Regions from separate parts of the Homo sapiens genome. Here region 2 is linked to region 1. A link is a loop called in an ENCODE intact Hi-C map of the cell type or tissue named here. Cell type or tissue: PC-3. All regions are shown on one strand. Links, peaks and the distances in the headings refer to the core of each region. The heading gives the core; the rest is flanking DNA.

Region 1 (10,512 bases), core at 891-8,890:
GGATTACAGGCATGAGCCACCGCGCCAGGCCAGCTTTGTTAAATTCTATAGCTTGTAGTTGTTTCTTGGAAAGCTTAAACTCTACTCTTTCCGCATTGGTTAATTTCACTTTCTTCTTGGAGTCAAAGACATTTTGGTCCTTGTTAATGGTAATGATGTTATTTGCAATTACATCTAGTAACCCTACATCCGTTGGTTTTAGTAGTAGTATTTGATTGTAAAGTTGCAGAGCCTCCTCTGTTTGACCCTGAAGCTGCAGAATATAGGCCATCTGACCATAAGTGATGGCCAGTCCTGCCTGTGGGTCTTCCTCAGTCTCATCAGTGTCTTCTGATAATGAATGGTGGCAAAGACCTTCAGCTTTTTGTAGGATGTTCATGGCCTGGTTCAGCTGGCCGTGGTCTATCAGTGCACATGCAGTGTTTAGCACAGCTCATGTGTGCCTTCTTGGAAGCCCAGGCTCTCTGGAGCCACTTTTTCCCAATTGCTTTGAGCTGCAACAACTGCTGAAGGGTTTGTTTTCCTCTCCTCATCATAAGCATCGTGGGAGTTTCGGACGAGATCTCTTTATGCCACTAAGCATTCATCATAGTGTTCCAAACGGTGTAACACTTATCCATAAAGCTCCTTCAGTTTGTCTGTCTGCCGGTTGGTACTTTCTACTGTCTTCAAGACATTCTCAATTCTGTTGAGCCTGTACTCGCAATATGCCTTTTCAAAGGAGAGAGAGTTATTGGCTAACAGTTTGGTGCAAGTATTGATGACATTCAAGGCTTCTCTGAAACTTCCTTTCTGGATAAGGCATATCACTTTACAATGCAGGCCAGTTACATCATCTTTGTGGATCTGCAGTATCTTATTGACAGGCTTGAGAGCACACAGGAAGTTGCTGTTCTGGCCGTACCGGTTCACTTCACTCCACACAGCACAGGCACTGAAACTCCACCCTGCTGCTCACTGTCGCCCAGGCTGGAGTGCAGTGGCGCAATCTTGGCTCACTGCAACCTTCGCCTCCCGGGTTCAAGTGATTCTCCTTGCCCCAGCTTCCCAAGTAGCTGGGATTACAGGTGCCCACCACAACACCCGGCTAATTTTTTTGTTGTTTTTAGTAGAGACAGGGTTTCACTATGTTGGCTAGGCTGGTCTCGAACTCCTGACTTCGTGATCCGCCCGCCTCGGCCTCCCAAAGTGCTGGGATTGCAGACGTGAGCCACCGCACCCGGCCTATCATGGAAATTTTAAAACATTGCTAACAGTGGAGACTGGTGTAATAAAGCACTGTATCTTGCCCAGCTTTGGCAATTTTAAAACGTTACCAGTTTTGTTTGAGCAATACCTCTCACGTCCCTCCACTTGGATTATTTTAAAGCAAATCAAGCTGTCATATAATTTTGTCTGTAAATATTTTAGTACATGTCTCCAAAAGAAAAAGACCCCTTAAAATAATTACAATACTATTATCTTACCTTAAAAATTTTTTCTTAGTATCATCAGATATCCAATCAATACTCCTTGACTGCAGTATATATTTGTGTGTATGTATGTGTGTGTATGGGCGTGTACGTGTGTGTGTGTGTGTTTATATCATATCATATATATATATATGATTGTTTGAATTAAGATGCAAATAAGGTCCATACATTGCAGTTGGATGGTTTAAAGTCTCTTTTAACCTATAGGTTCTCTATCTTTTTTTTTCTTTGCAACTCTTTATTGAAGAAACTGAATTTTATTCTTTGCATCCTTGTAATGTAAAATATGTTATTTTATTTCTTGTGTTTCCTGTACATTGGTAGTTCATTGTAGAGGCTAAATCAAAAGAATCCAATTTTATTTTTTTGTGAGGGCAGGATTATTTTCATCAGGAAGTCTTCTTTCTTTCTTTTTGTGATACTAGCAACCATTCTTGAATGTTAACTTGGTCTATGAGTTCAGGAGGGATTACAATATGGTTACATCCTGTCATTTAGTTATTAGCTGAAATAGGTGTGTGTGTGTGTGTGTGTGTGTGTGTGTGTGTGTGTGTAGAAATTCTCCTTTGTCAATTATTTGGTTACCTTGAGGTATAGAGTGTATAGGAAGGGTTTGAAAAGTGTCTGATTATTTCCCTTGATTTACCAGTTTTCAAAGTTATGATTTGGTCCCCTAGCATCCTCCAGTGGTGATGGTTGAGGGTTTTAAATTTTTTCGCATAACATTATGAACGCCTATTTTAGCATACGTGGTGTGTTTCAGTCCATTGCAGTTACTGTCCTTTCGATGCTCAAATTGCTCCCTCTTTGGGCAGTGTAGGCTTATTTAGGCTGGCACCTGAGTCCTTCTGACACGTCTCTAGTAATCTCATAGCTTCCTTGCTTTACGATATGATGAGATGTTTCAGGTTCGTCCTGTATACTTTCTGTTTCAGACATGAAATCAGAGCAGACCATTTTTAAAAGAAAAAAAACCTAAATGTGCAATAAACAAAATGTTCAGTTTTACTAGTCATTAAATAAATAGAATTCAGAGCTAAAGTAGATACCATTTGTTGTGGACTGAGTGTTTGAGTCCCCCTACCCCCGTTCATATGTTGAAGCCCTAAGTCCCAATGTGATAGTATTTGGAAGTGGGGTCTGTAGGAGGTAATTAAGGTTAGATGAGGTCATGAGTGTGGGGCCTTCATATGGGCTTAGTGTCCTTAGAAGAAGAGACACCAGGAGGCTTGCTTTTTTTCTCCCCATGTGAGCACACAGCAGGATGGCAGCTGCCTACAAGGGAGGAAAAAAAGCCTGAGAATGAAACCTACCTTGCTGGTACCTTGATCTTAGACTTTTAGCCTCCAGAACTTCGAGAAATAAATTTCTGTTGTGGCCGGGCATGGTGGCTCATGCCTGTAGTCCTAGCACTTTGGGAGGCTGAGGTGAGACGATCACTTGAGCACAGGAGTTTGAGACCAGCCTGGGCAACATAGCGAGACTTTGTCTCTATTTATTTATTTTTTATTTAAATAATAATAAAAAAACTAAAAACATAAAAGAAACAAAATAAATTTCTGTTGTTTAAGCCACTCAGTTTATGGTTTTATCGCAGCCTGAGCAGACTTAAGACAGCATTTTTCAGTGATTATGTTGGCAATATAATTTAGACACAATTTTTTTATTTTTTTGGAGACAGGGTCTTACTTTGTCACCCAGGCTGGAGTGCAGTGGTGCGATCATGCTTACTGCAGCCTGGCCTCCCAGGTTCAAGCAATCCTCCTCCCTTAGCCTTCTGAGTAGCTGGGACTACGGGCACATATCACCACACCTGGTCAATTAAATTTTTTTTTTTTTTTTTTAGGGATGAAGCCTCACTATGTTGCCCAGGCTGGTCTTGAACTCCTGGGCTCAAGGGATCCTCCTGCCTTGCCCTCCCGAAGTGTTGGGGTTACAGGTGTGAGCCACCGCACCCGGCCTAGACCCAATTTAGTCCTTTATGGATTTGAAATGATTTGGTAAAGTTTAATATAAAGTATCATGTTATGATGACTTCTGCTGTTCCTTCTCTTGCTGATCTTATTATTTGGGCATCTCCTGGTGTGGAAAGGGAATGATAAGGATGATGGTAATTCTCGGTGCTGGTGCAGATGAAGGGAGGTATGTCCTCTCAGATAGCCTATGTAGACATTGATGCACTCAGTCCAGATAGCTGCTGTTAGATATCACAATGCAAAGTGTGCATAGCCTTCTACCCAGAAAGTCCACATTTAGTAGGAATTTATTCTGAAGAAATAGTAGGAAATGTTAGAACAGATATATGTACATAGTAAAGAATAGGAAATAACCTTAGACAAGGAATTATTTAAATGGATTATATTACCTTCCTTGCATGCAGCCATTGAAAGTGATGACATGCATTTATAGCAACCAATCTGGGAAGGTACCCATAATATTGAGTGAAAAAGATAGGTTACATAAACATAGGCACAGCACTTGGAAACATATAGGCACAGAAGATGCTGAACAACTAGGCTTTGAAGGCTGAGCCGAGAGGATCTAAGCTCCAGAAACCACCTAATAGATGTTTGTTTAGGTAACCATGGTCTCAAAGACTGCACCAACTGGTTTAATTCTCCTGTCATAAGATTCAAATTTCCTGGACTGAGCATATGATTGACCGTGAGTAATTTGCCTACCCCTTAGGGGTGTGTGTGTGTGTGTGTGTGTGTGTGTGTGTGTGTGTGTATTGTTCTCAATTGAGATTTCTATAAAGACCATATAGAATGGGGACGGACTCACAAGGAGAGTTGAGGTTATTTTAACTAAAGAAAGGGGAAGACATTCCAGGAAGACAAGGAGATAGATGCTCACTACCTATTTAGCTAAAATTAAATACATCTGGGCCGGGCATGGTGGCTCATGCCTGTAATCCCAGCACTTTGGGAGGCTGAGGTGGGTGGATTACGAGGTCAGGAGATCGAGACCACGGTGAAACCCAGTCTCTACTAAAAATACAAAAAAGGATTAGCCGGGCGTGGTGGCAGGCGCCTGTAGTCCCAGCTACTCAGGAGGCTGAGGCAGGAGAATGGCGTGAACCCAGGAGGCGGAGCTTGCAGTGAGCTGAGATCGCACCACTGCACTCCAGCCTGGGCGACAAAGTGAGACTCCATCTCAAAAAAAAAAAAAAAATTAAATACATTATTTGCTCAGAAACATTAATCACATCTCTATAAAATGACTGCAAACTCTGATAAATAAATGCTTTCTTTTCCTTTTAACCATCTCTTTACCATGGTAGGATCTATACCAGTGAGTCAGCTCTACTTGGTTTCTTGCTTTCATAGAATATAATTGGTGAAAATTAAAATTTTGAATTCATGGATTTAAAAATTTATGCCCTTTTTCCTTTTAAATATGGCTAATTTAGAATCAGTTATTTTTTCTAATGTAAGCAGAAATAACAGTCTCTATACTTATGTGGTGTCAAGGATACTCACCCGTGAGATAAAGAGTATTTTAAGAATAGAATTGAAATGTAGTATTTATGGAAAGCTCCAACAGTAATGGTGTGGTAGGTTATAGAGTGTAGGAAGTTATTCTGTAGGTGTGCAGCAGTGCTGTGCAGAGGATATAGATTTATTTGAACATCTTTCTCACTGTTATTATTTTTAATCAGAAACACAATTAGAGTCAAAATGGATTTGAGAGAGCTTTGCAAAAGATACACACTATAATGTAAGATACTGATTTCTCACTTTTTAAAAATTAAAGACTCAATTTAGACTGTAATGGATGGGAAAGGATTTGGAAACATGTTACATGGGGTATTAGGTTATTACCATTATTTCTACTGTTTCTTCCTTTTGTAGTTTTAACATGTATCCCAGTTTGTAATGGGCATATTAGATCCCCTGGGATAAAGTGCTTGTAGAGTCTAATCTATTAATGTCTGGTTAAGTCTAAGAATTTGATCCTTTAAGTCAATCATGGTTTATGAAACATTTTTTAAGATTTTTATGAAAGAAAGCTATGAAGTCTTACAGCTTTTATTTGTATGTTTCAGCTATTGATCCAGCTAGTTACTAGTTGGAACACTACATTCTAAAGACTCATTCGTATCTGCTTTCCAAAACTGTTGCTCAGCAATTTTGAATTCTACTTAAATGTTATAGAGTGTTGTCACTAGGTTCAGAATTTTTTCATCCTACTGGATGTTTCTTTTATTAGTTTCTTGTCAAGGACAAAAGGAAGATTAGTTTAAACTTCTTGAGTCAGTTATACCTCTGATTTGTGTGTGTGAATGTTTTTCAGTCCCAGTTAGGGAAGTCAAGAGTTTTGTGTAGGAAGCTCTTACAGGACCATGTTGTTCTCCCCTGCAACTGTGCCTTTCCACTATCTTTGGCTATTAAGAGTGTGTTTACCTCCATGGGGAAATGCACATCATTGTTACGAACAGCTATGGCAAAATGGTAGTGTCAGAGATCCTCAGACAACAAACCGAGCTGTTAGTGCCGGGGCAGTTTTAATATTCATGAAAAGTTGATCAGCAGTGATGTTACCATAGGCTGAGAAAATATACAGGATTATCTTTACACGTAATCAGTTTCTTAAGCTTCAAATGACCCTCTTAGCCACAAAACCGGAGGCACAAATTCAGCTCCAGTGGTTAGAATATCAAGACCTATATCATAAGAAGTTAGGCTTCTGCTGTGCGCACAAAACCCATCAGCCAAAGCTGACATTTTCGGCAGAGTTACTGTTTAGAGTTGTTAAATAATCAGAGAATTTAACTGTTAACTGTATGTTAACAGATTAGAGAATGCCATTAAAATGTGATGCCTGGCCGTGCATGGTGGCTCATGCCTGTAATCCCAGCATTTTGGGAGGCTGAGTTGGGTGGATCATTTGAATGCAGGAGTTGGAGACCAGCCTGGACAACATAGCCAGGCCTCGTCTTTTTTTTTTTCTTGAGACGGAGTCTCGCTCTGTTGCCCAGGCTGGAGTGCAGTGGCGCAATCTTGGCTCACTGCAAGCTCTGCCTCCTGGGTTCACGCCATTCTCCTGCCTCAGCCTCCCAAGTAGCTGGGACTATAGGCACCCGCCACCACGCCCGGCTAATTTTTTTGTATTTTAGTAGAGACGGGGTTTCATTGTGTTAGCCAGGATGATCTCGACCTCCTGACCTTCTGATCTGCCCACCTCGGCCTCCCAAAGTGCTGGGATTACAGGCATGAGCCACCGTGCCCGGCGTCTGTTCTTTACAGATAATTTAAAAACTAGCTGGGCATGGTGGTGCACCTGTGTCCCCGCTACTCGGAGGCCTGAGGTGGGATGATCGCTTGAGCCTGGGGAGGTTGAGGCTGCAGTGAGCCATGATTGTGCCACCGCACTCTAGCCTGGGTAACAGAGCGAGACCCAGTCTCCAAAATAAATAAATAAGTAAGTAAGTAAATAAATAAATAAATAGTGATGCCTGGATTTAATGTATCTGAGAGAAAGAGGTTTAAAGAGGTTGGGTTGCTCAGGCGTGGTGGCTCACACATGTAATCCCAGCACGTTGACAGGTTTAGGTGGAAGGATTGCTTGAGCCCAAGAGTTGGAGACCAGCCTGGGCAACATAGCTAGACCTACTTCATCACTGCAACTAATGTAAAAAATTAGCCCGGTGTGGTGGCAAGTGCCTGTGGTCCCAGCTAGGTGGGAGGCTGAGGTGGGAGGATCACTTGAGCCCAGGGAGGTCAAGGCTGGGTGACAGAGTGAGACCCTGTCTCAAAAAAAAAAAAAAAAGAAAAAAGAGGTTGGGTCATAGGAGAAGCCCATAAGATGAATGCGGTTGACACTGAGGTCACCTTTTCCAGGCCTTACAAGTGATTTGAGCCTTTACCATTTTTATTCTTGTTATATTTTCCCATGAAATGAGAAACTCAGTCTTATGTTTCATATGTAGAAACTACTTTTCTGAGTTAATTTTCTGTTGCCTGAATAATGAAATAAATAATCTAATATTTGAAATGTTTGGGGGTAATGCACAATAACTCTTAATAAAAGACAGAAAGCTCACATTTTGCTTATCTTATTCCATTAGTAATTATTTTTAATACTGGGACAGAAGTGAGAATGAAAGTGGCACGCATTCTGTTTCGTCTTTTTACCCAGCTTTGCCTCTGAGGGACTTGGGAATAAATTAGGTAGTGTAGGATTGGGATGCTGCCCAGAATCTATCTATTGTAGCTTACTCTAATGCATCAGTTCCCAGCCTTTTTGGATTTATGACATTCTATTTGTGTTTGATTTTGCATCTCCCTCCTCACAACTTCAATGGCTGTGACAGCCGGGTCTGTGTTATCAGTGGAGAGCAAAGTCCTGATAGGAACTCCACAAATTTTCTCTCTCATTCAGTTTTATCTTAATTACATTAACCTTTAATTTTAACTATCACTTTCAGACTTTTTCTGGACCATTAACAAGCTGCTCAATTACATTGCTATATGGAATATGTTTATTTAAAGTTTTTGACCAATTAAAATGCCTTGAAAAATTTTGTGATACAGTATAAAAAGTAGTCAATGATAGTGAGAATTGTATTTTATGTGCATTTTTGTGCAAGAAATTTGATAGAGTAATATTAAGTATCATTTGGTCCCTGCTAGGCTAAAACTGCTTCTTTTTTTGAGACGGAGTCTTGCTGTGTCACCCAGGCTGGAGTACAGTGGCACAATCATAGCTCGCTGCACCTTGATTTCCCTGACTCAAGTGATCCTTCCACCTTGGCCTCCCAAAGTGCTGGGATTAGAGACATGAGCCACCATTCCTAGTTAAAATGCATTTCTTTTCTTTTCTTTTTTTTTTTTTTGTTTTGAGACGGAGTGTCGCTCTGTCACCAGGCTGGAGTGCAGTGGCACGATCTTGGCTTACTGCAGCCTCCGCCTCCCGAGTTCAAGCGATTATTCTGTCTCAGCCTCCCGAGCAGCTGGGACTACAGGCGCCTGCCACCACACCCAGCTAATTTTTGTAGTTTTAGTAGAGACTGGATTTCACCATGTTGGCCAGGATGATCTCGATCTCTTGACCTCGTGATCTGCCTGCCTTGGCCTCCCAAAGTGCTGGGATTACAGGCATGAGCCACTATACCTGGCGCCAAAATGCTTTTCTTTAGAGAGAGATATAGAAGCAATAATGTTTATGAGGTGCTTTGGAATCAGCTTTCTATAAATTTATTGTAAAATAGAGAAGTCTCAAGGTTGACCATATGGTTCAGAAATGGTAGGAGTATTGTTCTTAATTCTGAGAGCCTTGGGATACCACATTTTTTCTTCCCTTTCTTAGCTTTGTTTTCTGTGTTTCGCAAATACCTCTTGTCTCCTTGGCTGACTGATGGTCATATAAATGGAATCTCCTTGGCTGTCCTTCACCCATGTTTAGTTGGTGAAGTTCTTTCTCCCCCACATGACTGAGAAAAATGGCATGTGATTTTACTAATAGGGAATTGATCTGTTACTCTGATGTATACAAGACAGCCAAAACTTGATGTATACAAGGAAGCACTATCAGGTGAGTGATACCAGTGATCTATGGAGGTCAGTTTAAGCCAATGACTTCCCCCTTTTAATTTTCATCACTTATTCATTATTTATTACCAAACCTTTCACTAGATTGTTAATGACTAGCAGAATTGGTTTCGCTCCTTTGGTGTTGAGTGGTAGAGTGGACCCCAGATGAGATGTCCCAAGAAGGAGGCAGACAGGGGAGGCTGGGCGCATTCACAAATTAGATCACAAAAGAGCCCTGAGAAGTTAAGATTTGGTTAATTCCTTTCTCTTCATTTTGTGTCCGCCTGGCCTTAAGTACTGTCTGTTACCACATAATATTATTTTGAGAAGCAGATTATTAATATTTTATAGCATGGGTTTATCTAATGTTATTGAAAGATTGTTAATCAGCTGGGATGCATACCTTCAGCTACTGAATTTTTAGTTCGGTGGTTTAATACGGTCATACTCTTCTGTGTGAAAAATATTTTGTTTCTTGGCTTCTGTATTCATGTGTGGAACTTCATTGTCATGTGAGATTTACAAGCTTCTGCCTCTTAATTCTTAATATAACTAATATTTTTAATATGATTCTAACTTAGACTTAATATAAACTATTTTTTATATATAGGGACATTTGAAAGAAGTACACTGTCTCTTCTAATTCTCTGGTCTCTTTGTACATTTAAAAACACACAGAAACAACAATCAAAAAATTCCTGAGATAGATTGGCTCTAATGTAAACTGCTGAGTTATGAGTAACTGTATTTTATTTTAAAAGATGCTTTTTCTTTGGATATGTGAGTCTCTCTAAAAATCCAGGTAAATGGGGCTTCAGGTGGAAAATGACTGCTCGCATGCATTGAAGCTTTTCCACTTCCCTCTTCTGGTGCTGATTGGCTGGTGCTGAAATTTGAGTCTAGTTTTGACAGTGCAGAGTCTTTGTACTCCTTAGTCTTTTCTCAGGACCCCCACTTCTGGTTTGACCAGATCACTATTGTAGGCACCAAGTAGCTAAGCTTGATATACTGAGCTCAAAGAGGAAAGGTTTTAGATTCTAGAAGATTTTGGTTAGGAATAGTCAGATTAAACAGAGGTTAGCTGCATTGAAGCTCCACTTTCTCTAGCAGAACTCTCAGGCTGCAGAGAACCCAGAGGGTTTGGATGGTTGGGACAAAACATGTAGTTGAAGGAGATTCTGAATGTGAGTTTGGACGGTTTTGAAATGTGTGAAGCAGTTGTAGCAGATAGAGCATCTAGGCCTGTAGCATTTCATTTTTTTAAGTTTATGGAGTTTACTGTGTTACCTCTTAGGTGTATAAGTATTTTTCATGGTTGGTTGCCTTGTAACTCCATGTTCATGACATATTTTGATGTGTAAAAGTTTATTCTGTGTAGTCAAACCTATCGATCTTTTTTCCATTGTTTCTACCTTGATTTTTTAGAAAGTCTTTTTCCCATAGAATGTTTTTTCTTTTTTTTTTTTTCTTGAGCAGATGTTGGGTATTTTTAATTTTTTTATAAG
Region 2 (10,512 bases), core at 977-8,976, 170 kb after region 1:
AGCTGCATGTCTGGAGGTTCTGACTTCCCAGCTGGAACTTACCTGAGAACAACAGGTGTGTTTCATAGCCACCAACTCAGTATTAGTCACATAGCATGAATGTAAAAAATGTGTGCTGAATGTGTCAGACTGAATTAATTCATGATTACCAGGATGGGCCAATCAGGAACAGCCTCAGGGAACATTCTCCAGGGTGAGCCCTGCCGTGTTGGTTTGGTGGCTCATGGTGTCCGGGGACCATTCCATAACCCTCAGTCCCTCGCTACTTTTACTGGGCCCTGTGAGGCTTCCCTCAGACTCCTCCGGCACTCACCTATTCTCAAAAGCCACCTAGCCGAGTTGCTACCTTTTTAGATAAGTGATCAGAATTTTTCAAATTAAAAAACAAAGTTCTTATACTCAGAAAATTTGAAGCTTATAATTTCTTGTTATTTCCTCTGTGATAAATCGTAAACAACTTAGATTTTTCAAGTATGTATTTTTTTTTCCAAATTAACCACATTTAGATGATTTAGATGCTAAACTATTCAGAAATAAGTTAGATACGGAAAATTTTGCTTCTGGAGGAAAATGAACCTAAATAGTACTCACCCTTTCCTCTTTCCATACTAAATAAATAATACCCTGATTCAAATCCATAGTAAATGTTGTTAAAATAGTTTCCCCACAGCACAGGACTAGCAGATGAAGGACCATCTGAGAGGCAGGTGCTGGGTGCGGATGGGCCCCAGGTCGCCTCTTTGTTTTTGTAGTAGTGGGCATGTTCGCACTGTCTCTCATTGTTAGGAAGCCGTGTCAGTGGGGCTGGTTCCCTGTGGACTCTCGTGTGAGCTCTGTCTGTTCCCTGCCCTGATCCCTGCATTCGCCCCCAGTCTTCTCCCTTTATTGACTGCATTCTAATTAGTTCAAGTCTGATCACATCACAGAAATAATCCTGGCCCACAGATTTATTTCCTGTGGTAAATGTCTTCTTGGTGGTTTTCTAGGTTGTGCTGGTGAGGTGGAATGAGCCCTACCAGAAACTGGCCACGTGCGATGCGGACGGAGGCATATTCGTGTGGATTCAGTACGAGGGCAGGTGGTCTGTGGAGCTGGTCAACGACCGCGGGGCGCAGGTGAGTGGCAGGCGCAGCTCTGCCAGTGAAGGGCTGCGGGGTAGAGGACTCCCAGACAGGCATTCCGGAGCCAGTGCGTTAGCACCACACAGCGCCACGTGCTCCAGAGCTGGGGGAAGAGAAATCAATCAAATTAGAATCCTACTTTTCATTTCTCTCACATATGTCACTGGATAAAAAGAGTACAGGATCATGCCCCCTTTTCAACCATGCTGCTGTTGTGAGAACTCTCCAACTTTCAAACTTTAATCAGATCTGTGAAGTCATTTTTTACCCTTCAGTGTTGTGATTCCATGTTAAATTTGGGGCCTCTGGCATATCACTGTTTTGCCCCCTTCGAAAGGTATCTTCCCTGTGTTGTCATCTCAGCGGTCTCATGGAGAGCTTCACGTGACTTCTCACAACCTGCTCAACAAGGAAAGGGTGCTACAATCTCTTCCACAGGCTTCAATCAGCACGGCCTCCTGTTGTCATCCTCCAGCTCTTCCTTTCTGACACAGTTTGTCTCTGCTCTCAGGAAACAGTTGCACCCAGGACAGCCTGCTGAGCTGCGCTGTTTCTAGAACTGCTCCATAGATTGTTCTGGTTTACAGGACGGCTTCATGGTGCACCTTTTGTATGGGTTTAAGGACACACATTGGAGCAGGCAGCTCCCATCCTGGGGATTGTACAAAACTGGGACTTAAGAACCTGAATCCTCAGGGGATGTCAATTAATAATTAATGAGGGGTTTCTTGGACTATTTTAACTCTCAGAATGATTTCCCTGTGGCTGCCTTTCTATACACTTCTAAGGTACTTGGATTCTCATCCTTCCCTCGCCCACCTGTTGCTTAAATAAGCTGTGAGCTTCCTAAGCTACAGATCAGTCAAGTGACATAAAATTACAATGAATGAAGACATTATTGTCAGCGGCTATTAGCAGGCCGAGGATTTCTGTAAGATATCATCACAGAAGACCCTGTGTGAAAACAGCATTTTTTTCTGAGTTGATTTGGTAGAGTAAATGTAATAATATTGACTGACTGATAAGGCCTTACCAGTTTCCTTCAGGCTCCTTCAGAGCCTGCCCCTTGACCATTAACTGGCCTTCTTGAAGGAGAGCCACAGATGTAGACATCTTCATGTGAGTGGACATGTGATTAAGAGCATGAGCTCTGGAATCAGACAATGTAGGCCGGAAATCCCACCCCATGACTTCTGTGTGGGAGATACTTGCCTGTGCCTCAGGATCACAGAGGATTACATAAGACTGTATATGAAAAGTGCCCATGGCACCGCTTGCATCTTATCACAGTGCCTGTAGCATGTGGAGGTTCTACCACCTTGTCTGGCATGGAACTGCCCTGCCCTGAAGCAGTAGCCATAGGTCATCACCAAAGATGAGTTTCAGGCCTTGAGGTAGCAGCTTTTCTTGGTTTCTGTGAAATGACCGCCTCTCCGAGTTGGCCTGTAAAGGTTCTAAAATGCTGTCATTCTTCCATTAACTAAAGCATGGGATTCTCTTCCCTAGAAAGGCCCAGTGATGAGGTGAGACATATCTTCAGATTTAGGGTGGCCAGAGGACTTGAAATCACTGCTCAGAAAAGGAAATGGAAGGGGAGCAAGGATAAATGCCAAATGAGTGCTTGATTTTTTCATGCGTTATATCTTTCAGTCTCCAGGAACCCTGTTCCAAAAATATCATTATTCTCAGTTAATAGAAGAGAAGAATCCAGGTCAGGAGTTGAGTAACTTGTCCAAGGAAGTTCATGGGTGGTAAGCCAGAACTCAAACCCTAGTTTGTTTGAGTCTGTAATGCTCCACCACACTGTCATGTTCCCAAACAAGAAATGATTTTCTCTTTTGGCAGAGATGCGTGTATTCATAGTGTAGTTACATGCTGCATAATGACGTTTCAGTTATCACAGACTGCATATACGACGGTGATCTCATAAGGTTGTAATGGAGCTGAAAAATTTCTATCACCTAGTGACACTGCAGCATGACACATGACTCGTGTTTGTGGTGTTACTGGTGTGAACAAACCTACTGTGATGCCAGCTGTATAAAAGTATAGCACATGCCATTAGTACAGTCCATAATGCTTGATAATAACAAATGACTATGTTACTGGTATTTACTGTACTTTTTATTATTTTAGATAGAGTGTGCTTCTTTTTTTTTTTTTTTTTTGAGACGGAGTCACGCTCTGTCGCCCAGGCTGGAGTGCAGGGGCACGATCTCAACTCACTGCAAGCTCCGCCTCCCGGGTTCACGCCATTCTCCTGCTTCAGCCTCCTGAGTAGCTGGGACTACAGACACCCACCACCACGCCCGGCTAATTTTTTTTTGTATTTTTTTTTTTTTAGTAGAGATGGGGTTTCACCACGTTAGCCAGGATGGTCTCGATCTCCTGACCTCATGATCCACCCGCGTCAGCCTCCCAAAGTGCTGGGATTACAGGCATGAGCCACTGCGCCCGGCCGCTTCTACTTATTAAAAAAAAAAAAAAAAGTTAGCAGTCTCAGGCAGGTCCTTCAGGAGGTATTCCTGAAGAAGGCATTGTTATCATAGGAGATGACAGCTCCGTGGATATGTTACTGCCCCTTGTGTTAGGGTTCTCTAGAGGGGTGGAACTAATGCGGTAGATGTATATATGAAAGGGAGTTTTTGAAGGAGAACTGACTCACACGATCACGAGGTAAAATCCCATGATAGGCCGTCTGCAAGTTGAGGGGCAAGGAAGCCAGTGGTGGATCCGTCTGAGTCCCAAAACCACAAAAGTTGGGAAGTTGACAGTGCAGCCTTGAGTCTGTGGCCGAAGGTCCAAGAGCCCCTGGCAAACCACTGGTGTAAGTCCAAGAGTCTAAAAGCTGAGGAACTTGGAGTCTGATGTTGAGGGCAGGAGGCATCCAGCACGGGAGAGAGATGAAGGCTGGAAGACTCTGCAAGTCATTCTTCCATCTTCTCCTTCCTGCTTTATTCTAGCTGCGCTGGCAGCTGATTAGATGGTGCCCACCCAGATTGAGGGGGGGTCTGCCTCTCCCAGTCCACTGACTCAAATGTTAATCTCCTTTGGCAACACCCTCACAGACACACCAGGAACAATACTCTGCATTCTTCAGTCCAGTCAAGTTTGACACTCAGTATTAACGATCACACCCCTGAAGACCTTCCAGTGGGACAAGGTGTGGAGGCAGAAGACAGTGATATGAATGATCCTGACCGGGTGTAGGCCTAGGCTAATATGTGTCTTAGTTTTTAACAAAAACATTTAAAAAGAAAAAAAAAATTAATAGAAAAAGCTTACAGCATAAGGATATAAAGAAAAACATAATTTGGTACAGCTATATGTTTGTGTTTTAAGTGTTATTACAAAAGGATCAAAAAAAGTATCAAACTTCTTGAAAAACTGAAAAGTTTAAAAAGTAAAACAGTTACAATAAGCTAAGGTTAATTCATTATTGAGGAAAGAACCATTTTTTTAATGAAATGAGTGCAGCCTAAGCATCCAGTGTTGATAAAGTCTACAGTAGCTACAAGGTAATGTCCTAGGCCTTCAGTCACTCTCCACTCACTCTCTGGCTCACCCAGAGCAACTTCTAGTCCTGCAAGCTCCATTCATGGTAAGTGCCCTTTTATAGATGAACCACTTTTTATCTTTTATACTGTATTCTTACTGTATGTTGTCTATGTTTAGATAGCTTTAGATACATGAATACTTGCCATTGTATTACAGTTGCCTACAGTGTTCAACACAATCACATGTGTACAGGTCTGTAGCCTAGGAGTAGTAGGCTGTCCCATACAGCCTAGGTGTGGAGCAGGCTCTACTGTCCAAGTTTGAGTAAGTGCACCCTGTGATGATCACACAACAAGGGAATTGCCTAATGACATACTTGTTAGAATGTATCCCCATTGTTAATCGACATGACTGTATACCCCAAGGAGCTCAGGCTTCATTACCATTAAAAGGCCCACCCTACCAGCCAAGCAGTGCCACCAGCACATGGATTCTCCTAGCAGTAGCCTCTGTGAGCAGGGGCCCTCTATCATCTCCATAGCAGCTGTGCAGTCACCACCATCCAACACTTCCCTTGTGTTTCTTTCCATTGAGGGTTTGGAGCAGATATTAGAAACAAGAAAGGGAGAATGAGTTCAGCCCTGGAGGCAAATGAGCTTCCCTGGGCCACAGAACATCTGGAAGCACCCAGAATCTCATAAATGCCTGCCTACCAGGTTTGACTAAAGTAATTACTGTATGTTGTGATCTCATTTTAGAGTTTTGTTTACTTTTGCCATTTGGAACTCAGATTTTTCAAATCTTAGAACCCACTGAGCAACTGTCATCATTAAACAGTGGCATTCTGGGGGAGGCTTGGTTGCCTTTAATCGTGTTGGAGTCAGATCTTACCCGACTAAAAAGGACACCACACACTGGTGACGATGGATCACTGGTCAAGGAACTGGTGGCTTTCTGCACCTGGAAAAGTTCTGTGGCTTAGAAGAGGAGTGTCCTTGAAACCAGCTCAGAGAAAAAGACTACTTTTTAGAAGAAATGACAGATTATTTTCATTATATAGCATGCTTTTCATTGTCACAAAGTAATCAAACATTTGGCAAAAGCTAAGAGATGCTTTAACAATTTCTTTTTCAGGAAATGATTAAGAGTCCTTTATTTCAAAAATGAGTTTGGAACAGTACATGCATTATTTTACAGTATTAGTCACCAGGGGCGGCTGTACCAGGCACACACACTCTGAGACAGTCTGATGAAAAGCTGCCTGGGTCAATGGCATGGTCAGCCTGCTGCTCAGCTTCAATTAATCCATGCCTGAGAACTCTTTAGTAAAGCAAGAGCATTGCAACCTTCTGCAGTTGAAAAACTAAAAGAACTGGAGTTTCTGCCTTTTTGTGTGTGTGTGTTTTTTTTTTTTTTTTTGGGAGCGGGGGAGACAGGGTCTCTCTGTCACCCAGGCTGGAGTGCAGTGGCGCATCTTCGGCTCACTGCAACCTCCACCTCCCGGGTTGAAGCAATTCTTTTGCCCCAGCCTCCTAAGTAGCTGGGATTACAGGCATGCATCACCACACCCGGCTATTTTTTTATACTTTTAGTAGAGACAGGGTTTCACCATGTTGCCCAGGCTGTTCTTGAACTCCTGGGCTCAGGTGATCCACCCGTCTTGGCCTCCCAAAGTGCTGGAATTGCAGGCATGAGCCACCACTTTTTTTTTTTTTTTTTTTTAAGCAATTCGATACTTGGTTTTCTCTGGTTTTGTTTTTCCAGTTGTGATATAGTCTTATCACATTATGTTGACCTAATAAACCCAAATTGAGCCAAGTGGCTAGTTGGGAGACTGAGTCAAGAGGATCTCTTGTGACCAGAGTTCAAGATCAGCCTGGACAATATAGCAAGACCTCATCTCAACAAAAATAGTTTTAAAATTAGCTTGGTATGGTTTCACAACCCTGTAGTCCCAGCTACTCGGAAGGCGGCAATGGGAGGATTGCTTGAGCAATCCATTTGAGGCTGCAGTGAACTATGACTGTGCCACTGCACTCCAGCCTGGGCAACAAAGCAAGACCAAGTCTCTAGACAAATAAACAGAAACCCAATTAGTCCATGTGAACATCCTCTATTACCAGTTTTTTTGTGTGATGTAAAATTGCTGGTATCTCTAAGAAGCTTCATTTTACTGGCTATGTGTTTTGGCTATGGATTAAGGAGATTTCCCAAAATAGTTTTCTCTTTTAGTACAAATCTTTTTTAAAATACATAGTTAAAATGCATGTAAGTAAATAGCATTATCTTTGCAAAATGAAAGAGCTTTTTATTTTTATTCCAGAATGTAATGCGTTGTTTCTGAAAAACATTGTTTTATGTTAATGAGAAAAACCAGACAGTATAATTGGTTGGAACATAAAGTCAGTAAAGCCAAGGTTCTGAGTTTATCTGAGGAAACAACTTTTTTCAGTAATCTCAGACCAGCTATTCAAGAGCTATCTCACAAACCATGCCATTGTCATGATAGAGACATTGCTGATAACACAACATAAACCCATAACCCCTACTTGAAAAACAGCAAGAAGTTCATGTTCTTTTGGTGTTTGTTCATTTATTTTCTCATTACCTGAAATGTAATATATCCATTAATACCATAGATTTTTTAAAAAGCTAAATGTTTGTAGCTATAAGCAACATTGAAGATTATAGATAGCATTTGTTTTGTTAGATAAGATTAAAAAGAAACACAATGTAGGACAAATTGAAAAAGTAAACCAAGGTGGTAGAAAACAGGAACAAATATAATGCTAATTAGAATAAATGTAAATGGATTAAATTTACCAATCAAAAGATACAGCTTAGCAGATTACATTTGTAAAAATCTAGATAACAGTATATCTTGTTTAGAGCCACACCTCAAACTTAAGGACATAAACACATTTAAAGGATGAGAAAGATGTATCTTGCAAATACCAAGAAAAAAAATAAAGCTGATGTAGCTGTATGTTAGTATCAGATAAAGTAGATTTGAAGACAAAGTATTATTTGGTTCGTAGAAGACAGAAAGGATTATTTGGTAAGCTGTAGTTTACCAAGAGCATATTTTAAATATGTATACACTTATTAATAGCATCACAATAAGTGAAGGAAACTAATAGAACTGAAAGGAAAAATTGATAAATCCATTGACATACTCAGACATTTTAACGACAGTCAGCAAAGATGTAGATGATCTGAGCAACACAATTAACAAGCTTGACCTAAAGGACATTTATAGGTTCTTAATTCACCAATTAGACAACATACTTTTTTCTCAAACACAGAAGGGTTATAAAAATTGATCATATTCTAGGGCAGGATTCTGCAAACCTTTTCTGTGAAGGGTCAGATAGTAAATATTTTAGGTTTTGTGGACAAGGAGCCAAAATTGAGGATATTATATAGGTATCATATAACAAGAGGAAAATCAGATTTCCAAAAGATTTTTATTGACAAAATTTAAAATTTGATTTATGAACACTGAAATTTGAATTTTATGTAATTTCAAATAACAAAATATCATTCTTCTTTTGATTTTTTTCTTCTCAACCACTTAAAACCATTCTCAGTTTGTGGGCCATACAAAAATAGGTGACAGGTCAGATTTGGCTCACAGGCCATAGCTTGCCAATCCCTGTTCTACGACTTAAATAAAAAACAGATTTCCAGTGTCAGGCATGATGATTATAGACCACGATCTCTGAACACAGTGCAACTGGGTTAGAAGTTAATAACGACGAGATAAGAGATCCCTGTCTGTTTTTTGTTTTGTTTTGTTTTCTGACCGAGTTTCATTCTTGTTGCCTAGGCTGGAGTGCAATGGCGCCATCTCGGCTCACTGCAATCCTTGCCTCCCGGGTTCAAGCGATTCTCCTGTCTCAGCCTCCAGAGTAGCTGGGATTACAGGCACCCGCCACTACACCTGGCTAATTTTTGTTTTTTTTTAGTAGAGACGAGGTTTCACCATGTTGGCCAGGTGGGTCTCAAACTCCTGACCTCAGGTGATCCACCTTCCACATCCTCCCAAAGTGCTGGGACTACAGGCGTGAGCCACCTCGCCCGGCCTATTTAGGCATTTTAAAATATATTGTTAAATAGCTCATGGTTTACAGAATATGTTTAATAGACATTTATAAAATCCTAGATCTAAATTATAATGAAAACATGTCAACAAAGCGTCGAACTCTGTAAAATATTTGAAGAGATTTATTCTGAGCCAAACATGAGTGACCATGGCCCATGACACAGCCCTCAGGAAGTCCTGAGAACATGTGCCCAAAGTGGTCGGGCCGCAGTTTGGTTTTTATACACTTTGGAGAGGCGTGAGACATTAATCAAATACATTTAAGAAATGCATTGGTGGCCGGGCGCGGTGGCTCACGCCTGTAATCCCAGCACTTTGGGAGGCTGAGGTGGGCGGATCACGAGGTCAAGAGATCAAGACCATCCTGGCTAACACGGTGAAACCCTGTGTCTACTAAAAATACAAAAAAATTAGCCAGGCGTGGTGGCACGCGCCTGTAGTCCCAGCTACTCGGGAGGCTGAGGCAGGAGAATGGCGTGAACCCGGGAGGCGGAGCTTGCAGTGAGCCGAGATCGCGCCACTGCACTCCAGCCTGGGCCACAGAGCGGGGCTCCGTCTCAAAAAAAAAAAAAGAAATACATTGGTTTGGTCCAGAAAGGCAGAACAACTCAAAGGGGTCCGGGAGGTTCCAGGCTATGGTGAATTTAAATATTTTCTAGTTGACAATTGGTTGAGTTTGTCTGAAGACCCGGGATTGATAGAAAGATAATGTTCAGGTTAAAATAAAATTTTGTGCAGCCCAAAGTTCTTTTGCAGTCTTATAGTGGCTGTCCTTAGAGACAGTAGGATGACAAATGTTTCCTATTCAGATTTTAGGTAGTCTCTTTAGAATTGGGAGGGTCTGGAATCAAAAGATCTAGCGATGTTAATAGAGATTCTTTACAGATGCAAATTTTTCCCCACAAAGAACAGCTTTGTAGGGCCATTTCAAAATATGGCAAAGAAGCACGTTTTGGGGTAAAATATTTTTATTTTCTTGTCTTGTAATGTTACGCCAGAGTGAGGTTGGAAAGTAAATCATGATATATAGTGTTAAATAAAACCCAACCTATGTGATGAGAGTTTATGATTTGTAGGGCATGACTCCCCAGACCCCTTAGATAGGAATTTGGGCAAGGTAAAAGAATAAGAATTTAGTCCTTCATTGTATACCGGAATTTGTGAGATATGATTAAAGTGGTGCTGTGAGAGAAATGTATATCCTTAATTACTTATATTAGCAATAAAACTGTGATCATTGGTCAGATAGGTATTTATCTTAAAATATTATTAATTGAAAAGGAGAGTAAATCCAATGAAAGAAAAAGTAAGAAATAATAAAAATGAAAGTGAAAATTAGTACAATAGGGAAAAATGATAAGGTAGAGATCAACAAATCCAAAAATTAGTTCTTTGGAAACAAATCAACAAAATAGACAGATGTCTTGCAAAACTGATCAAGAGAAGAACACAGAAATAAACAATTTTATGAATGAAAAATTGGGCATAGCTATAAATAGAGATTACAAGGTAACCAAACGTAAATTATAAGATGCAGGTAGTTCAATGGGGGAAAGGTAAATCTTTTCAACAAATGGTGCTGAAACAACTGAATATCTGTATTTTTTAAAAAGAAAACCTTGATTCTTACCTCACACCGTGCATAAAAATTAACTCTAGATGAATCAGAGATAAGTGATACGGCTCCAGTGAGTGGAGGAACACCAGGGTTCTTAATTCTCAGGCCAGTTTAGACAAAACACGGACACATGTGGAGCGGTTTTAAGGAGCGGAGAGTTTAATAGACAA

What was found. Peaks named below come from ENCODE experiments on the same cell type or tissue, not always from the same donor. Only the 100,000 strongest peaks of a DNase experiment are listed, where the experiment ranks them.
Region 2: a loop joins it to region 1, with 4 times the contacts of the local background. A loop is called at or near these places in 10 of 110 quality-filtered maps.

The regions. Positions count from the first base shown.
Region 1 is chr6:158,241,862-158,252,373 of GRCh38, forward strand. It overlaps a transcript of TULP4 not described here and the pseudogene SRP72P2. Among named protein-coding and RNA genes, the nearest start is that of TULP4, 65 kb to the right of the region's middle. RefSeq lists enhancers at 372-481, 592-661, 1,062-1,111. In PC-3, for the core only: no CTCF peak of the experiment used is centred there; a DNase peak (open chromatin) is centred at 4,080; H3K27ac peaks cover 1,004 bases.
Region 2 is chr6:158,412,079-158,422,590 of GRCh38, forward strand. It overlaps TULP4 (TUB like protein 4), which reads left to right. Exons shown (of 14, transcript NM_020245.5): 2 at 987-1,115. Among named protein-coding and RNA genes, the nearest start is that of SNORA116, 94 kb to the left of the region's middle. RefSeq lists an enhancer at 1-1,022. In PC-3, for the core only: no CTCF peak of the experiment used is centred there; a DNase peak (open chromatin) is centred at 5,833; H3K4me3 peaks cover 815 bases; H3K27ac peaks cover 2,140 bases.